Linked DNA regions of Homo sapiens: region 2 is linked to region 1. Evidence: read pairs that join two places in POLR2A ChIA-PET (ENCODE). Cell type or tissue: PC-9. All regions are shown on one strand. Each heading gives the region's core, and the rest is flanking DNA. Links, peaks and the distances in the headings are about the cores only.

The links. ChIA-PET counts read pairs that join two places held together with the same protein. Peaks named below come from ENCODE experiments on the same cell type or tissue, not always from the same donor. Only the 100,000 strongest peaks of a DNase experiment are listed, where the experiment ranks them.
Region 2: POLR2A ChIA-PET joins it to region 1 with 5 read pairs; 2 of 35 experiments call an interaction of 5 or more read pairs at or near these places.

Annotation. Positions count from the first base shown.
Region 1 is chr13:79,734,419-79,738,812 of GRCh38, forward strand. No RefSeq gene overlaps it. Among named protein-coding and RNA genes, the nearest start is that of LINC01038, 68 kb to the right of the region's middle. RefSeq lists an enhancer at 2,358-2,858. In PC-9, for the core only: no CTCF peak of the experiment used is centred there; a DNase peak (open chromatin) is centred at 2,103; H3K27ac peaks cover 1,288 bases.
Region 2 is chr13:80,383,006-80,387,399 of GRCh38, forward strand. No RefSeq gene overlaps it. Among named protein-coding and RNA genes, the nearest start is that of SPRY2, 44 kb to the left of the region's middle. In PC-9, for the core only: no CTCF peak of the experiment used is centred there; no DNase peak of the experiment used is centred there; H3K27me3 peaks cover 332 bases.

The sequences.
Region 1 (4,394 bases), core at 298-4,297:
TTAACATTTTTTATTTTGACTTTGGCAAATCTGATGATTATGTGTCTTGGGGATGGCCATCTTCTGTAGTATCTGGCAGGGGTTCTCTGCATTTTCTGAATTTGAATGTTGACCTCTGTAGCAAGGTTGGTGAAGTTTTCATGGATGATATCCTGAAATATGTTTTGTAAATTGCTTGCTTTCTCCTGTCTCTTTCAGGGACACCAATGAGTCATAGTTTTATTTCTCTTTACATAATCCCACATTTCTCAGAGGTTTTGTTTATCTTTTTTTCTTTATTTTTGTCTGACTGAGTTATTTCAGAAAGCCAGTGTTCAAGCCCTGAGATTCCTTCCTCAACTTGGTCTATTCTGCTGTTAATACTTGTAATTGCATTATGAAATTCTTGTAGTGTGTTTTTCAGCTCTATCAAATCAGTTTGGTTCTCTTTTTTATAATGGATATTTTATCTATCAGCTCTTGTATTGTTTCATTGTAATCCTTAGGTTAGGTGTCAACTTTCTTCTGTATCTCAATGATCTCTATTCCTATCTTCTGAATTTTATTTCTGTAATTTCAGCCATTTTAGCCCAGTTAAGAACACTTGCCAGGGAACTAGCATGGTCATTTGGAGAAAATAAGCCATTCTGGCTTTTTGAGTTGCCAGAGTTTTTGCACTGGTTCTTTGTCATCTGTGTGAGCTGGTGTTCCTTTAACTGCAGGGTAATTTGAGTACAGTCAGTAGACTTCTTTTCAGGATATTTTCAGAGGGCTTTGTGCAGGGTCTTTGTAGCTGAATTCTTGTCCTTGATTTCATACTGGGGTATAGCAAAGTATTTTTGGTGTTGAAGTTTTCATCTGTGATCCAGTAGGTGACACTTAGGTGAAATGGCCAGTAGGTAGGCTTTTGCTCAGTCACATGGCTCCTCTGCATTTCTTTATGATTGCAGCTGTACTCCCTCTTAGTGCTCTGAAAGTGTGGGCTCTTCTCCCACTTGAGTGCTGGCTGCAGATCTCAGCTTGGCATTCCTGGGCTGTATTCCTGACCACAGCTCTGGGATGAGCTCAGGCTTTATGTTCTCTCTCCAACCTTGAGGCAGAGGGGAAGGAAACTTAGCAGAGATTGGTGTCAGAGAGCCTTTCACTTGTCTCTTAGGGCTCCACACCAGAGAGATGTGGAGCCACTGTCAATCAGTGCAATCAGCCTGGTATGGGATGGCTGCACTGTGGACCCAAGCTGGGTCAGGGGTTCTTGTTAATAAATGATGGGGCATGTGGATCATAAGGGAGAGACTGGCCTCTTTTCCTTAGGGCACCTGCAGCTTGTTGGAGGTATGGTTAAAACACTCAGGGTCTTTGCCCCTTCTCAGTACCAAGGCATCAAGGAAAGTACTGCTGCAGCAACAGTGGAAGAAGGGCTTTCAGTTACCTCTGGGAGCTCCACCTCAGAGAAATGTGGAGCCATTGCTACTGGGAATGTTCAATAGCAATGCCTCCTGAATGGTGGCCTGAGCTGGGGGCTTTGCTTGTTGAGGAGCAAAGTGTCAAGGGCTCACAGGGAGGAGAGACTTAGCTCCTCTCATAGGGTGACTATGGCATGCTAGGAGTGCATGTGAAGTCCATAGGCTCTTTGTATCTTCCCCAGCCCAGTGGCAGCAGGGACACAATCGCTGCTGTGATTATGGCAGAGGAGCTGTTTGTTGGCTCTGGGAACCCCTCCCCAGGAAAACTCAGAGCCACTATTGGTAGGTGTGCTCAGTCATGGATGGGGTGGCAGATCTGTGGTCATGAGCTGGGGGTCCTGCCTGGTGAAGGGTGGATGGGGGTACTCACAGGGAAGAGATACTGGATTCCTCTCCATATGGTGGCTGCAGTGTGCTGGAGGTGACAATGCAGTGACTAGGCCCTTTTTCCTTCCCCAGCCTGAGGGCAGTTAGAGTGGTACCACTGCAGCTCCAATGGTGAGGGCTTGTGGATTGTATCTGGGATTTCCTCCTCAGAGAACTGCATAGCCATCTTCAACTGATGTGTTCAAGTGGGGGTAGGGTAGTTTTGCTGGAGTCCCAGGTCAGGAGGCCCCACCCAGTAAGGAGAAGTGGATTGGGGACCTGTGTAGAAAGTGGTCTGGCCACTTTTTCTGTGGGATGGCTGCATTGTGCTGGGAATCCACACCTGCCCTTAGTCATCATGCACCCTCCAGAGCCTGAAGGCAACAATGACAAAGATTGTGAGACAGCAGAAATTGTAGCTTGCCTTTCCCTGTTAGAGCTCGGTCCTAGGGAAGTGCAGGGCTGCTACCAGCTGGAAAGCCCTGTCAGGGGTGGCTGGAGTTTTGGGTTGGGAGGTCCCACCCAGTGAGGAGAAGCACTTAAAAAACAGCCTGGCCACTTTTCTGGGGGGTGGTTGTGTTGCTCTGGGAATCCGTAGCTGTCCCTAGTCACCGTGCACCCTTCAGAACCTGAAGGCAACAGCAATGAGGGCTGAATGACAGCAAAAAATGGAAGTTTGCCTTTTCCTGTTGGAGCTCCATCTCAGGAACGTGCATAGCTGCTACTGGCCTGAGAACCCTAGTTGGGAGTGGTTGGAGTCCCAGGTTAGTGGGCTTTATTCTGTAAGGTGCAGTAGGGGTGAGGCCTGAAGTTCATTGCTGATCATGGATTTGGCCTCTTTCTTGGGAGTGTGTGAGGGAGCCTGACCTCCACTCTTGCTGGAGCTGTAGCCACTAATGCTGGGATGCCCAGGGGTCCAAGGCTCCCATGACTCTGCATGTGGCTTAGTGGTGGCCCTGCCCAGACTTCATATAGTTCCGTGAGACAGTCTGAAGGTACCAGTGGGATGGGCTCACAAAGGGATCTACTGAGCCCAGGGTTGCAAAGGTCCACAGAAGAAGTATGGGTCCCTGAGGGCTCTCACTCACTCAACACTTCTCCACAGTAGGGAAGCCTGCCCTGGCTTTGTGCCACTTCCAGGTGGGTAGTCAGCCTGTCTCACTCCTCTCCATTCTCTATGGGTCAAGTTCTTTTCTTGATGAATCCCAATATGTCTACCTGGATGTTTCAGTTGAAGATCTAGCGTTTATGTGCCAGTTTTTATTCTCTCTGTGGGAGCGGTGTACACTAGCTGCTTCTAGTCAGCCATGTTGGCCCTAGCTTTTTCTCGTTTCTTCTTGGTTAAACTAGCTAGTGGTCTATAAATTTCTCTTTTATTTTTAATTCTTTCAAAGAGACAGCTTTTCATTTTGTTCATCCTTTGTATCCTTTTTTTGGTCTCAATCTCATTTAGCTCTGTGCTGATTTTTATTTCTTGTCTTATGCTAGCTTTGGGTTTGGTTCGTTCTTGTTTATCTTGTTCATAGAGGCATGACAATAGGTTTTTAATTTTAGATCTTTCTGTCTTTTTGATGTAGTCATTTAATACTGTGGCCTTTCCTCTTTGCACTGCTTTTGCTGTATCTCAGACATTTTGGTAAGTGTGTCTCTAGTTTCATTCATTTCTAATTTTTTTTAATTTCTGACTTGATTTTGTTGTTTACTCAAAAGTCATTCAGGAACAATTTGTTTAGTTTCCATGTACTTGTGTAGTTTTTAGAGCTTCTCTTGGTATTAATTTTTAATTTTATTCCACTACGGCCTGAGAAGATAATCAATATGATTTTGATTTTTTTGAATTTATTGAGATTTTCTTTATAGCCAAGCATGTGGTCAATTTTACAGAATGTTCCATGTGCAGATAAAAAAGATATATATTCTACAGTTGTTACGTACAATATTCTATAAATGTCTATTAGAACTATTTGGTCTATAGTACAGTTTATGTCCAGAATTTCTTTGCTGACTTTCTGCCTTAATGGCCTATTACTGTCATTGGGGTGGGGAAGTCCTTCACTATTATTGTATTGCTTTCAATCTCTCTTCTTAGATCTAGTAGTATTTGTTTTATGAATCTGGATTTTGGGTGTGTATACATTTAGGATAGTTAAATCTTCATGTACTGAACCCTTTATCATTGTATACTGTTCTGCATCTTTTTTTTTTTTTTTTTTTTTTTTTTTTTTTTTTTTTTTTTTTTACTGTTATTGGCTTAAAGTTTGTTTTATCTCATATAAGAACGGCCACTTCTGCTCACTTTTATTTTCAATTTGTGTGATATGTCTTTTTTTATTCTTTTACTTTGAATTAGGTGTCTTTAGCCATTAGATGGGTCTCTTGTAGCAGAAGATTTTCTTTTTTAAAAAATCCTATCTATAGGATTTGCCAGTCCATATCTTTTAAGTGGGGCATTTAGACCATTTATGTTCAAGGTTAATATTGATATTTGAGGGTGTTTTTCCTGTCATTATGTTGTTAGCTAGTTGCCTCGGATTCTGAATTGCCTAATTGTTTTATAGAATCTGTGAGCTTTCCCACTTTTTTTTT
Region 2 (4,394 bases), core at 81-4,080, 650 kb after region 1:
ATTCTGACAAAGGGCAGCAAGTCTGGTGATAAAGATGATGCAGAGCTAAAACAAAGAGTTTTTCTAAAATGTTGACATATCCATCAAATATATGCTGAGGGCAGAGACAAGCAGATTCTACTACATCACTGATTTTAAATATATATATATATATAAAAGAATTGAAATTTTTTCATTTGTTCAGAGGGTTTCCAATGAGGAATTAATGCTTTTGTAAAGATTTCCTCTTTCTGCATGTTGAAATTGCTAATTTAGGCTGGGTACAGTGGCTCATGCCTGTAATCCCAGTACTCTGGGAGGACTAGGTGGGAGGATCACTTGAGCTCAGGAGTTGGAAACCAACCTGAGCAACGTAGTGAGACTCCATCTCCACAAAAACTAAAAATAAAAAATTAGCCAGGAATGTTGGTACAATGCCTGCAGTTCCAGCTACCTGATAGGCTGAGGTGGGAGGATCACTTGAGCCCAGGAAGTCAAGGATGGAGTGATCTGTGATCATGCCACTGAACTCTAGCCTAGGTGACAGAGCAAGACCTTGTCTCAAAAAAGGAAAAAGAAATTTCTTATTTAATAATACTTTTTAATGGATACACTTTAAGATTAATTCAAGGCTGGGCGCGGTGGCTCACACCTGTAATCCCAGCACTTTGGGAGGCTGAGGTGGGTGGATCACAAGGTCAGGAGATCAAGACCATCCTGGCTAACACGGTGAAACCCTGTCTCTACTAAAAAATAAAAATAAAAAAAAATTAGCCGGGCATGGTGGCGGGCGCCTGTAGTCCCAGCTGCTCGGGAGGTTGAGGCAGGAGAATGGCGTGAACCCAGGAGGCGGAGCTTGCAGTGAGCTGAGATCATGTCACTGCACTCCAGCCTGGGCAACAGAGCGAGACTCCGTCTCAAAAAAAAAAAAAATTAATTCAAATATTACATTCTCTGTGAAGTGTTGCTTAATTCTTTAGGCTGAGTTATTTGCTCCCTCTAAATGTTTCTTTTCTTCTGCTGATTTTTTTTTCTCCCATTATATGACTTTATTCAAGCACTCATTCATTCATTTAGTAAATACTGAAAATCTGCTAAGTGTTGGTTAAATGTATTAGATGCATATTTATAATTATTTGTTTTCATATCTATTTCTTCCATTAGACTACGCAATTCAAACTCCAAGAACAGGACTTGTGCTATCCTCTCTTGCGTTTACATTGCCTATAGCATTGCCTAGCATGTAGTAAATGCATAATGAATGACTGTTAAATGAATGACAGATTGACAATATATTGGAAAGCTAAACACCTAGTTTCTGAATAAAACAATCACCATTTATAGAAACTTTTTGAATACACCAAATCTTTTGATAGCAGAAATAGCTCTATATCTATATTCATTTAATGGAATCAGATGTCACAAAAATACGAATTCTGCTCTGTTCATATAGGTGGATACGTAATTAAAAAAAAGGAAACAAACCTGAAAATGTTGTGCCTCTGTACCAAAAGCAATAATATTAAAATATATTGAGCCTTTACTATGTGCTAGAGGTATTGGAACTCTTTAAATGCATTAACTGAGTTAATCCTCATAACAACCCTTCTATTTAAGACGTAAAAAATTGAGGTGCAGAAAGTTTAAATAACTTGCTGAATGTCCCACTTACTAAGTGAAGGATCCCAGATTTAAGGCCAGGCAGTGTATCTCCTGTTTGCATTCTTAACTACTATGCTGTACTATAAAGTATTAGACTAATAAAGTATGTTCAATTTTTTCACATGCTTAGGAACTCAGCTCCAATGCCTGTCCTTATTGTAGCACCCGAAGTCTTAGCTTAGCACTAAGCCTTGGGGTGTGCTAAGCTAAGCCCTGTGATGCTTGGCTCACAGACCAAGAGTGTGCCAAAGACATCAGGCATGCTGTAGACATCTCTCTCCTGTTTATTTTGTATCCCTATTTCTAGTCCTGCGCATTGATATGGTCTCCTGTGCCTAAAGAAAATACTTGAAGATTTAATATAAGTTATCCTGATTTGGTTAATATAAAAAGCTCTATAGAAATCATACCTCAAGCCTAGGGGAGAAAAGGAATTGCATTAATGAGCCTTGAGCCCAACAATGGCCTCAAGATAACTCATCCCACGTGAATGGGTAGGAGATCCAGTGGTGTTTACCATGAGAACTGTGGTTAGTTTGCTAGGGCTGTCATGGCAAAATACCACAGATTGGGTGACTTAAATAACAGAAATTTATTTCTTACAATTGTGGAGCCTGGAAGTCCAAGATCAAGGTGGTTTTTTTTCTAAGGTCCCTCTCCTGATGGCCTCATTTTAACTTAATTACCCCTTTGAAGACCATATCACCAAATGCAGTCATATTCTGAAGTCTTTTTTATGTAACATAAAGTATAAAACTCCAACATACTGTGTACTGACGTACAAGAGGTTAGGGCTTCAACATGTGGATTTTGGGGAATAGGATTCTTTCTCTAAGGGACTAATTTTTCTTTGTTCCTCACTTAGAACACCCAAGCAGTAATAGACTTGGACCGCGGGATTTTCTTTTGAAAGGCAGGATGGAGCACAAACTCTGAAGTTAGACTGCTACCGGTGTAAATCCCGACTTGATCACTTACTCCATTTTTTGCTTTGTGCTCTCTGGCACTCAGTTTCCCCATTTGTAAAATCTGTGTAATATCTTCGAGAAAATGAGATAATCTGTGTAAAATTTGGTGACATAATCTGTGTAAAATGACTGTGGCAACAATGAAGGCAGTAAGGTTAGTTCCATTTCTCTCTGTTCAAGGAGTAGGTAAAGGTTTCTGTTAGAATCTTGGGAAGACGTCCTTTGCTTGCTCCTCTAGTGAGAATTCAGTATTTTCCCAAGGGAAAGAAAACTCCGAGTATACTTGAGAGTAGTTGAAATACAACTTTTAGGTATACCATGGATTACTTAGGCTTTTGTGGGTTGGACTGGGGACTAATAATTACGTAGAGCCCTTTATATGGGGAAATGATACTCAGTTTGGGAATAAGAAATAAGGTGTCAGGAGCTAAAGAAGGGGACAAAAAGATGTGTTGGATGGGAAATCAAGGACCCAACTACATGGTTGCTGAATAAACTAATAAAGAAAAGCTATCACTAAGATGAAGCAAACATAGAGGTGTTTCAGGGGCAGCTATAGCTCAGTGGTTTTCAAAGGAAACCACATGTGGGGCCACAAGACATCTCTCAGCTTGAACCTATTGGTGGAGCTCAGGCTTATGATATATTGTTAAGATGAACTGAGCAATACTCACTTGCAATTAGAATCCTATACAATTTGTTAGAGTAAGACCAGGAAGAGTAAGACTGGATAGTGGTCTGCCATTTGAGGGCACCTAATAAGCATTTTCTGTGCATAATTACTGCTCACACACTTTGCCCTTTTATCTCATCATAGAAATAGACTGAATAAGGTATAATTTATAGTTTATCACCATATTTCTTTGGCTTTCAGATCACTTCTAGAAAACATTTCTGATTATATGTATTTGTATGTGTGCATATGTATTATGATAACTATCATAATGGTTTACAGTGGAGCTGCATGAAAAAAAAATAAAGGAATAAAGTTAAGTAGAAAATGCCAACATACTGCATACTGGTAATTTTCCACTACTTAAGAGAAAATGTCACTTTTCTCCCAAACAATCCAATTCTTACTCTTATCACCAATGTACATAACATGATTGCTATTGCATATCTGCTATGTAAACATTGCTTTAATATTTTTCATTACTTTTGTCCAAATGACCCTGAGTAAATGTAATATCTGGCACAAGGTGCTGGAGTTGTGGCACTGTTTGAAAGCCAGTGGCTTTGTTGTATAACTTGAAACCCTCAGAACTTTGGCACAGCTAGAGGTTTTTTTAATTTTTTATTGGAAATTTCATTTTTATTATCCATGAAGCTCTATTGTCTAGTAATCAAACACTAAAGGCTAAATGAAACCAAATAATTGATATAATTTTAACTCTCTAATGGGGTAATAATTTTAAAGATGCTATACACATGAATTGCACCCAGTAGTTGGCAAAGTGTTACCATTTACACACACACACACACACAACCCTTTTCAGTAGAAATAAAATTCATTTTTACAAGAAGCTTACTTTCTAAAAAAGAAGGAATGTAATCTCCTCATTATCTTTCTGTGAATGCCTTCATATTGACTAATGTTAACATTTGCAGAGAATTTTTTAAATCTCTAAATCACAGTTGTATTATTGTTCAATGCAGACAATCTATCTGCTCTCTTCCTACTGAATCAGGCATCTTTCAAGAATGTTTAGATTTCTATGTTATACTGCTTAGAACCAAAGTACACAATATTTTTTTCATTATAGTGAGAAATTAAGTAGCAACTGT